Regions from separate parts of the Homo sapiens genome. Here region 2 is linked to region 1. A link is a loop called in an ENCODE intact Hi-C map of the cell type or tissue named here. Cell type or tissue: OCI-LY7. All regions are shown on one strand. Links, peaks and the distances in the headings refer to the core of each region. The heading gives the core; the rest is flanking DNA. Region 1 holds the start of STXBP5L (syntaxin binding protein 5L). Region 2 has its middle 35 kb from the start of LINC02049.

Region 1 (5,380 bases), core at 217-5,216:
TTGCAATTTTTCTATTTCTTATGTAGCCAAACACATTTACAAAACTATATTCATTTATATGACATAAATAACTTAGTAGCCTTTGTTGCATATAATAGGCACATTCCAAGACAACTCAAAAAAGGGCAATAAAATTATAAATCACTTTATGTCATAAAATATAACAAATATAGCAATAACAATATCTCTATGCATTAACCTAATGCTTGTTTTATAAACTCTCATCTTCTCTACCTACCAGAAACTCTCTTTTGCATATTCATTAGAAGTTCAATATCAAAGTATAATTACATAAAATGTTTTCTTACTAAACCAGAACACCCGCTATTTTTGAGTTCCTACAACTGCAAGTTCTTATAAGCCTGTGCATTTGTCTGTTTGTGTATTTATGAAGAGTTTAAGAATGTGAAGGTGTTTTTATTCGGAATTTTAAAGCAATGTCATTGGCCCCCTTAAAATGAACATATTTTCCTATTATCTACTTAATCCTAGCAACATGCTAGTAGCTTTATTCATTTCATACTGAACAGTGAAATAACAATATTTTCTCTGATAACACAAAAAACCAAACGACTATTTGCTTCTTCAGTTAATATAATACACAAATATTAAAAATTTTGTCCACTATTGGATCTTAACATTATCTTGCAAATTCTACTTTTTGTGTGTGCTCATTTCCCACTTAAACTATCATTGCTTTTTAAGTTGACGCCTAAAATATCTATTAAGCCAAACTGATCTACCCACAGAGCTTTCTGCAGCAGACTCTGATGCTGACATCTCAACAGTTTCCTGTTCCTGGTATGTTTTTCCCCCCTTGTTTCCTTACAACAGTATAATAAAGAAATAATAGGCTTTAAGCCAATTCAAAACTTACCTTGCAAATCTGGAAATACTCCGAAGTCAAAGTTTCCTGAATTTCCTCTCTGAGAACCCCTGCAGTCCCCGCCGGATGTACGGAACCACTTCCAGCCCCACCACCACTGTTACTGCCACTGCTGCTACCACTGCCAGGGGAGGAGGCAGTTAAGCCATCCAAAACTTTTCGGAAATTAAACTTCTTCATTTTAAACACTGTTGAGAAATACAAAGGAAAAAAAGGGAAAGAGGTGACTTAACACGTGCAATTAGACCTTGGTAAAAGCCTTTCTCTTTTCATTAGTCAAGTCAGTCCCCATTTTATGAGCATTGGTTACGACCGACTGGAAAAAAAGAGTCAGGATTCGTTTTGCCAAATTTTAATTCTAAAAAGCATATCCTTTTTAAAAAAAGATAAATATAACACAACTCCAAAAGCAACAGTATTCCCTCCTCACACATCAGATTTTCAAGGACTGTATCCCCAGCTGTAACTACGCTTTATCAGCACTGGGGTAAAAATAAAAGGCAGTGTCATCATCGTCATTAGCATTATATCATCATTATTATACAATCAAACCAGAGTTCAACAGACCAAGACTCTGTCTCTCTCTTAAGGGCGGACTTTCCTTCTTCGAAACGTTCGGCTCAGAGTATTTTATTTTCAGAAAAACGACGTTGGGGGAGCCGGTATTTACTCTGCCACCACCTTCCGGGCTCTTCCCCCATCAGCTTCAACGCTTCCTTTTTTGTCACTATGAAAGGCGGGGAGGGGGGTACTTTTTCTAGTCCCCATCCCCCAGCAGCCCGGACCCCAAAACATCTGCGAGTGACCCACAGCAACAGCTGCCGGGGAGGGGGGGAGGAGGAGAACGGCGACACCGTCTGTTTCCACTTGTCCCTCCGCCTCCCCCTCACCTCCCCCTCATCTCCCTCCCCGCGTCCTCTTTCCCCCCTCTCCCCATCTCCTGCTCCCCTCCCTCCACCTCTGCCCGCAGCCGCCGCCGCGCTCTCCCGCCTGTTCGCCCGCCCGCCGTCCGCTCTCCCCGCTGCACGGCAGCCGCTCTCGGGGGACGTGAAGCGGTGGCGGCGACGGCTGCGGCCCGAGTCCCGCCTCAGCCTGCTGGGCGCGCAGAGCCGCCGCTCCCGCTGTCCCTCCCCCAGGCCCAGCGCTGAGGCGCGGGGCTCTCGCCCGCCCGCGGGCGCGCGAACACACAAACACCTCACGCCGAGGCATTCGCGCTCCCAGCCAGAACACACACAAACACCCTCACACGGGCATTCGCGCGCTGGTGCGCTCGCTCTCTGTCTCTGTCTCTCTCTGTCTCTCTCTCTCTCAAACACACACACACACTCACACAGACACACACAGGTGCGAGGGAGCCACAGCTGGACGGCGGCAGCGGCGGCGGCGTCCCAGAGGGATGACTATCTGACCCAGGACTTAGGCACCTTCCTCAGACGCCTCTAGCCGCCTGCCAGCCCGGGAAGCTGAGGGGGCCGAGGTAGGCGGGCTCCGGCCGCTTCTCTGGGCCCTCTGGTCGCGGCGCCTGGCGCTCTCCGAGGTCCTAACCGAGCAGTCAGGCTCCAGAGCAGGCTCCGCCCTCCCGCCGTGGGAGGCAGGCCCCGCCCCCGGGCCGGCCCCTAGCTTGCCCCGCCCTGCTTCTTCCCCGGCAAAGCTGGGAGGTGAAGGGGGCGGGGTGCCCGGGGACGTCAAAGGGCGGGAGTAGCTTCGGCGCCAATCCTAGATTCGATAGGGTAAGTTCTGTGGTCTCCAGGGCAGAAGAAATCTGTGGATAGGCCGAAGGTAAAGCCAATGACAGTGGGAGGGGGGAATTTAGAGAAGTAGGTGAGGTATTTGATTGACAGCGGTATTGGCCAGTATGCTGGGGGTCGTGCTCTGGGGGATGTAATTGGCGCTACCTGTTGAAGGACTCAAGTGTGAATCAATAGAATGCCTGCAAGCGTGCGAATTTGGACGCCTGGAGTCTGAGGATGCGGGAAGCGTTGCTTACCTTAGGTATGGCTCTGGACAGTATGGTGAACTGAGCAAGTGTTTTGCACCTTTTCACTTCTGCGAGCCTCTTCCCGGTCTTCAGGAGCATCTATCTGGCTCCCATCACTCTCCTGCTACCTGCACTCAACTTGTATCTGTGATTAACCCCTGCTGTTACCAATAATGGCTTAATGGTTCGTATCTGCCAAGGAGAATTGTATTTCAACAGTTTCAGAATATATAGCCTTCTAGAGCCTAAGGAATTGATTGCTTACCTTGCTCTCTAGTAAGTAGAATTACTCCTTCCCCATCATCCTCACATATACAAAGATATTTAATTTCTTTAAAGAAATATTTCTCACTCTGTAAACCGTATCAAGAATATATTTTAAGCTATTTCTGTGAGTCACAATAATCATTTTGAAAGATGTATTATTCAGTGCAGAAAAAAAAACTGTATCAGGATAGATTTGGTTCTGAGCCCTCACCTGCTATTGACTTCGGGAAAATTTGGACCCCGATGTCTTTGCGAAATGAATGGCAGTTCAGCGGGTCACAGCTAACTGAGACTTCAATTTGGGCATCACAACAGAACTCATTAGTGATCATTTCAAATATTGTCTTACATCTTACAATCTTTGACCTCTTTTTTTCTTTTCTTCTTTTTCTTCTTTTTCACCTCTCCTCTTCTCTCTCTCTCTTTTCTCTCAATCAAGGGAGAGAGTGGGAAGGAGGAAGCAGGAGACTTGAAGGATGATGACTTGTCCAAGGACATAGCAAAGAAATGGTAAAGATGAAATAGAGCTCAGTTTTTCAGATCCTCAGCTCAACGTTGAATCTTTCTGTCCTGAATGACTATTTCACTCCTTTTGGGACTCCCTACACTGCTGGTAGTCTCTCATTGCCACAGCTAGACAGTAACCTTCTTGAAGGCAAGCATGGAATTGTATATTTCTCCTAGATTATTTAGCACCAGGCACAATATTTCACTTAAAATAGGCACGTAAAGGGTTCTGAAGAGTTGGTTTATTAATATTTTTTATTAAAGATATATGAGTTGGTACCCAATTACATAATGTTTGAAAGGGGTAAAAATAATGGTGGAAATAAGTGATATGTCTGACACAAACTAGATCTTGGTAGGGTTCCAAATTCTGTATTGGGTCCCTAACAACAGGTATCTTTTTACTCTTTTCCACCTTTTTTCTTCTCTTCTTCCTGGCCCATTGCTCACCTCAAAGTATGGACGCTAGTTAAGGATAAAGAGTTTGCTTTCCTTGTTTTATGTCTGTCTTTTCTTTTTAAAAACAGAGGCAAGGAGGGTTATAATAAAGTGGCTGAGTTTTCATTTTTCTAATAAATGAAAGCAAGCCTATAGCAAGTAGTGGTTTGACATTTTGATGGGAGCGAAGAAGGAGAATAGCCCCAATTCAGCAAAGTGAGATGTAATGTTTGCAAACAAAACCTCTTAAACTGATCATCACTAGCACCATATTATCACAAACTAAATGATGGTCTTTATTCTAAAAATTGGGGGAGAGCTGAGGAAAAAAGTACACAAAAGATTGACAGAGATCCTTCTTGAGGACCCTGGAGAGAATTCAATGGACTGCCTGAGTTAGATGGGACAACAAATAGGTATAGGAAGTGGGAGAAAAGCCAAGTCAAAATGTATTCATGTTTCCAAATAAATATTGGAAGCCTAAAAAAATATGATCATTAGGATGCTTAGATTGTGGACTATTTGGGATTATTTCAAATATCTGTGTTCCTCCACAGTGAATAGCATAATGTCTTCTACATAGTAAGTGCCCAGTGAATATTAATTTGAATGAATGGCAGCAAGTAAAAATCATAACATAATTGCAGTCTCAGAGAGCCTGTGCACACAGGATATTGTGATGCCAATTCACAAACTGTGAGCAAAGGATAGAATTAAGCAAGAGGCAGAGTACATTGTGTGTATGAGGAGACAGCAGAAACAATAGCCTAAAAATCTTACTAGGTGAGAGAAGCATAATGAAATATCTATGGAAGTAAATTTCATCCTGGATTAATTAAAAAGCAATAAGATGTTATTTTATAAACCATCTATTAACAGCAATGAGACCAGACCACAGCATATATTTTATAAATAATGTGAGAAACTTCAGAGTTGGATCGGGTAATAATAATGATGACCCCTTATCATTCACTGCAAACTGGAAGAATACTTTGTGGAGAGGAATGGCTGAGGTACAGCTTCTGAATAAGGCTTGATTTCTTCCTAAAATGACAAGTATGAAGAACTGCAAAAAGAAAAATACTTTCAGCTTGATCCATGGAGCAAAATCATCAAAGCATTTAAATAAATCTACTACATCAGAAGGATTTTTAGGATGTGTGTTGAAAATATGTTACAACTCACTTTAAGTGTTCGTGATTTTGGACTCAAGCCAACAATGAAGCTAAGAGAGGCTGCCTTTCCACACCTGCAAAATAATTAAATAATTGTAGAAAGTATGTACATGTGTGGCACTTCACACA
Region 2 (5,380 bases), core at 123-5,122, 110 kb after region 1:
GAGTTAATCACCAATGGCCAGTGATACCATCAATCATGCCTACGTAATGAAGCCTCCATAAAAACCCAAGGGAAGTGGGTTCAGGGAGCCACTGGAGAGCTGACTACGTAAAGGTGCCTGGAGGGTGGTCTGCCAAGCCCTGCACCTCTTCCCACATGCCTTGCCCTAGGTATCTCTCCATCTGACTGTTCTTCTGTATCCTTTATAAAACCCTTTACAATAAATGGGTAAATATGTTTCCGTGAATTTTGTGAGCCACTTTAACAAATTAATAAAACCTGAGGAGGGGGGTTATGGGAACCCTAATTTATAGCCAGTCAGTCAGGAGTACAGGCTGCAACCTGGGACTTGCAGTTGGCATCTAAAGTGAGAGGGAGTCTTGAGAGGCTGAGCCCTCAACCTGTGAGATCTGACTCTAACTCTAGGTAGATGTGTCAGAACTGAATTTTAGGACCCCCCCGCCCATGTCCAGTGGAAAATTATTTGGTGTATGGGGAAAATAATTCACCCATCCAGTGTCAGAAGTGTTGTGTTGAGTAGTGTGTGAAAAACAAAAGGACAAGTTTTTCCAATCTCTTACATCTCCTGAAAAGAAATTCAGATTTTATTTCTCCTAAGCTCCTGGATGATGGATTTTAAGAATGAGACTACCTGCCTTTCCTAGTAGGATAAAGATGGGTTGGGGCATGATAGTGACTCTCTTAGGGGCTGAATAGATGTACCTTGCAGGGTGATGTCTCCTGGCATTATTGTTTGTTTGTTTTTTGTTTTTTGTTTTTTTGAGATGGAGTCTCGCTCTGTCACCAGGCTGGAGTGCAGTGGCGTGATCTCAGCTCAACGCAACCTCCGCCTCCTGGGTTCAAGCGATTTTCCTGTTTCAGTCTCCCAAGTAGCTGGGAGTACAGGCACACGCCACCATGCCCGGATAATTTTTTTTTTTTTTTTTGTAATTTTAGCAGAGACAGGGTTTCACCATGCTGGCCAGGCTGATCTTGAACTCCTGACCTCATAATCTGCCTGCCTTGGCCTCCCAAAGTGCTGGGTTTACAGGCATAGCTACCGCGCCTGGCTTCCTGGCACTATTGTTAACAGCACAGCCAAGCCTCAGAGCAGAAACTTTCATTTCTTTTCATGTAACAATTCTAATTATTATTAAAATTATTATATTATCAAAGGTCTGCTCATCGTGTTTAAAAGCAGAAAAAAGTGTCTAAATATTAACAAATGAAATTCAAAGAAATAAAAGTACAGTCTATGGAGTAATAAAATATTTCTATAGCAGAAACAATACATGGCCAGTCATGGTGGCTCATGCCTGTAATCTCAGCACTTTGGGAGGCCAAGGTGGGCGAGTCACTTGGGGTCAGGAGTTTGAGATCAGCCTGGCTAACAGGGTGAAACCCCACCTCTTCTAAAAATACAAAAATTAGCCGGTGTAGTGGTGTATGCCTGTAATCCCAGCTACTCAGGAGGCTGAGGCAGGAGAATTGCTTGAACCTGGTAGACAAAGGTTGCAGTGAGCAGAAATCACATCACTCACTGCACTCCAGCCTGGGTGACAGAGTGAGTGAAACTCTGTCTCAAAAAAATAAATAAAAATTAAAAAAAAATAAGTGCCTAATATATGCTCAAGAAGCAAAGTGAGCCCTTCTGTTATTAAGCAAATGGATAAGTACAAGAGAGTGAGTTTCACTGTTCAGATAATTCCTAAGGAAGGGGCTGTATTATAAGCTCAGGCATTCCGAAGTGGTAGTCCCTGCTCAGAAAGTCATGGGCTATGAATCCTCAGGCCTGGTTCTTCAGCCAAAATTGATGGCTTCCAAGTTGAGGCCCAAGAATATATATGAAATATCAGTGAAATAAGAGCAATGAATCCAGTCCTGGCAAAACAGACAGTGGCGTCTTCTTCGCACTTCACCTCTCTCCTTCAAGGTAGCCATAGCTGTAGTACCTCTAGTTGCTAGGAGCTCTCTCTTTAGGACAACGGCTCAGGTATTGAAAAGCTCTTACTTATGTTGTACTGAAATCTGCCTTCTTTAACTTCTGCTCTTTATCTCTACATCTTGACAGGGCAGAACAAATTTATTCTGCCTGTCACACAAGAGCCTTTTAAATATTTGCAGACAAGGATATGGTATTCCTTTGGTTGACTTTTTTTTCTTCTCTAGGCTAAATGTGATCATTTATGTCAACTATTCCTGACTTCCTGACCCTTACCAACCCATTACTTTTCTTCAAGTTGGTCAAAATCCCTCAAGAATTGTGGTACCTACCAGAGAACCCAGTACTTCAGTGTGGTCTGACCACAGCCCACTGCACTAGGACCAGGGCTTCCTATAATCTCTCCTTCACTTCCCTTCATGCAGTCAAAGACTGGGTTGTTTTTTTCCAGCACACACATCATAATGTTGGAAAATATTCAACTTGTGGATAATTAAAGTCCCCAGTCCTTTCATATGAACAAATGCTCTTTGGGTAATCATCTCCATCCTGAACTTATATGATGGTTTGCTTTTTACCCTAAATATAGAATTCTGCAATTATTTCTGATATATTCCATCTTATTGAGTTAGACAAGAAACTCCAGACTGTCTAGACAATTTTGAATTCTGATTTAGCTCTGTAGCTATAGGTATACTTTCCAGCTTTGTGTCACCTGTAGGTTTAATAAAAATGCCTTTTAACCTATCGATGCATTGCAAAAGTAAAGCAAACTTTTCTGACATTATTGAAAGTGTAGGCTTGGGTACACGATGCAAAATGACTTCTAAATTAGCTACAGCAATTTATAGACAGCCTTTTTCACTTCTCTCCAACCCACCTGCATGACATGCAATACAAAGCACACAAAAAAGAAAAAGAGTCCTACTTAATGTGGGTAGTGAGCAAGGAAGAAAACAGAAAGAAGTAGTGACATTGCTGGTAGCTCTATCTCTATTCCATCCCTGGTCCCAAGAGTGGACATTCTTGTAGTTTTGTCCAGGTATTATCCTTTGGGGATAGAAATGGTTCGTAATGTTTTTATAGTTCATCCTAGACCATGGCTCAGCCTTGCCACCCAACTTCCCTGTCCAGGGAGATCAGAAGCAATAGGTGGCTATCAAGGCATCATTTGAATAGGGTGGATATCAAATACAGCATCCCCATCTGTACAGGACTCAGCCTTTGATAGTTCTTGATCTACCTGCCAGCAACCATTCCTTCCTCCCACTTGCCTTTACCTCCACAGGATCAGTAAGAGCAAGAAAAGTTCTTCTCCTTCTTGATTTATTTCCTCCTACTTAAACCCAGGCAGAGAAACTGGGGCCTAACTTTTATGACCTTGGTGTTAGGAAAACAAAGCTTACTAATAATATTAAGGAATAGAAGTAATTTTATGTCCAGGGCCTGTTGACCAGTATAATGTTTTCTCTGATGCAGTTGACTCTCTGAACCTGAACATATTCTATATAACTTTTACAGCTCCCTTTCCCAAGGGAGATAATCATAACAATAGTCTCTAGGAAATTCCCTTACATGGGCTGATATGTGCTGTCCTTTTTTCCTCATGTCCCAAGATCAGATAATCCAAATGCAACTTTCATAAATGTCCTACACAGTCATCAGAGTGGGAGCTGTAAAGCAAGAGTGGAAGCTAGGACTATATTTAGGAGCTGGCCCTAGGCTTGTGCTTGGATTTCAGCATTGGCTTCTCCTCTTACCAGCCATGTGATCTTGGGCAAATTACTTACCTCTCTATTCCTAAGAGATGGATAAATAAGAATAGAGTTGATGTGATAAGAAGTAATCAAAATAAGTAATACAAACTAGTTAGTACAGTCCCTGGCATACAAACAGTGCTCAATAAAATTAGTTATTATTAAATAGCCTTCTAATATATGTGTTCAGATTTCTTTTTCTACTGTTCAATTTCTGTGCTTTGATCTAAAACAATTAAGAAACATGGTAACAGTGTTACTAGATTTTTAGAATCCTAGCATGTAAAAGATCTAATCCAACCCTTCCTTTGACAGATGATGAAAATGAGGCTCAGGAAGAAAAAAGGAATTTCCTAATGTACACAGTGAGTGAAAGGCAGAGCCAGGACTATAAACTAGATATCCTGACTCCCAATCCTATCCCTAATTATAGCCGCCTTTTTCCCCCTGAGAAAAGAATCAGGATTAACCAAATGCAGATTTAGATGCTAGTATATTTTATATGTAGGAATGTGATAGTTGTTATGGAATATTTGAAAAAAAATGTATTTATATATGTCATTCTGTATAGAGAAATTATAAAAATTATCTATAAATTAGTATGAATAGCAAATGAAGCTTATGTTCAAAACTCCCACTTCCAACCTCCCTGTTTACTCAGCAGCATGGGATTATGGAAAGAACATAGAATTTGGAACGGAGTGAGCTTGGATTCAAATCCCAATTCCACCACTTAACTGCTGGCATGACCTTTATTTAGCAAGTTACTTAGTCCCTTTGAGCCTCAATTTCTTCATCTAGAAAATGGAGATACCGAAACCTGTTTCAGTGATTTTTGTGGTGCATAGGATATATAGTATGGGAACACAGAACCTGGTATAAAGAGATGCCCATCACACATTGGCACCCCTCCTTAGATTTGACTCTCACTTTGCTGTCCTGATTTTGGTGCTCTGCTGGAAGCAAGGCACTGCCAGGTGCTAGCGACATGGGAGCCATATTTGAGAGGAAAGACGGCTGTCTGCTTTGTCATGAGCGGGACGGAAACATGGTTCTTGGAGTTTCCCTCAAGGTCACTTGGGAGCATAATGTTGTTTCCTACAGGACATCAGCTCAGGAAGTATGCCAAGGCCCAGGGTTGCTTACCACAGAGAAATTATCTCAAGATTGTTCAATGTCAGGCCTTGGTATTACTGGCTGGCCTTAGAGCGGTCTGTGCACCAGGCTTATATATCCTAATCCTCCAAGTCTATTATCACCTAACAGCAGCTTTTGGTTTTGGCTCTTGGAGTGTCAACTGCTACAGCCTCCTCTTGGTAAGCTTCCTTATGCATTATGTATTTATAAATATTTATGTAAGGGAGAGGGGTGGGGGGAGGAAGGAAAAGAAGGAAAGAGGGAAGGAAAGAAAGAATGAAGGAAGCAAGCTCAAGGATACAACAGCGATTGGCCTTTGAGAACTAGGAAATAATATTTTGTTCTGAGAGTTAATCTATACAATCAGTCTGTAATGGATCTGATCAGAATATGCAAAGTCGTCTTAAAGTGGTAGAATAGATTATTAGCCAATAAGACTTTTATATCAGTGGTTCCCCAACCTGGCTGATGATCAGAGTCACTTGGGATGCCTGTAAACATTCAGATTCCTAGACTCCTCCACAGACCTAATTATTAGAATTTCC

What was found. Peaks named below come from ENCODE experiments on the same cell type or tissue, not always from the same donor. Only the 100,000 strongest peaks of a DNase experiment are listed, where the experiment ranks them.
Region 2: it touches region 1 in a loop (6-fold over the local background); 1 of 110 quality-filtered maps calls a loop at or near these places.

Annotation. Positions count from the first base shown.
Region 1 is chr3:120,905,265-120,910,644 of GRCh38, reverse strand. STXBP5L (syntaxin binding protein 5L) reads right to left here and starts at 2,440. Exons shown (of 27, transcript NM_001308330.2): 1 at 2,311-2,440; 2 at 878-1,074. The coding sequence starts at 1,066. It overlaps LOC105374069 (a long non-coding RNA gene), which reads left to right and starts at 2,552. Exons shown (of 6, transcript XR_924399.4): 1 at 2,552-2,616. RefSeq lists a silencer at 2,369-2,608. In OCI-LY7, for the core only: no CTCF peak of the experiment used is centred there; DNase peaks (open chromatin) are centred at 874, 1,654 and 2,464; H3K4me3 peaks cover 2,806 bases; H3K27ac peaks cover 1,808 bases.
Region 2 is chr3:120,799,088-120,804,467 of GRCh38, reverse strand. No RefSeq gene overlaps it. Among named protein-coding and RNA genes, the nearest start is that of LINC02049, 35 kb to the left of the region's middle. In OCI-LY7, for the core only: no CTCF peak of the experiment used is centred there; DNase peaks (open chromatin) are centred at 2,277 and 2,817; H3K4me3 peaks cover 2,149 bases; H3K27ac peaks cover 2,839 bases.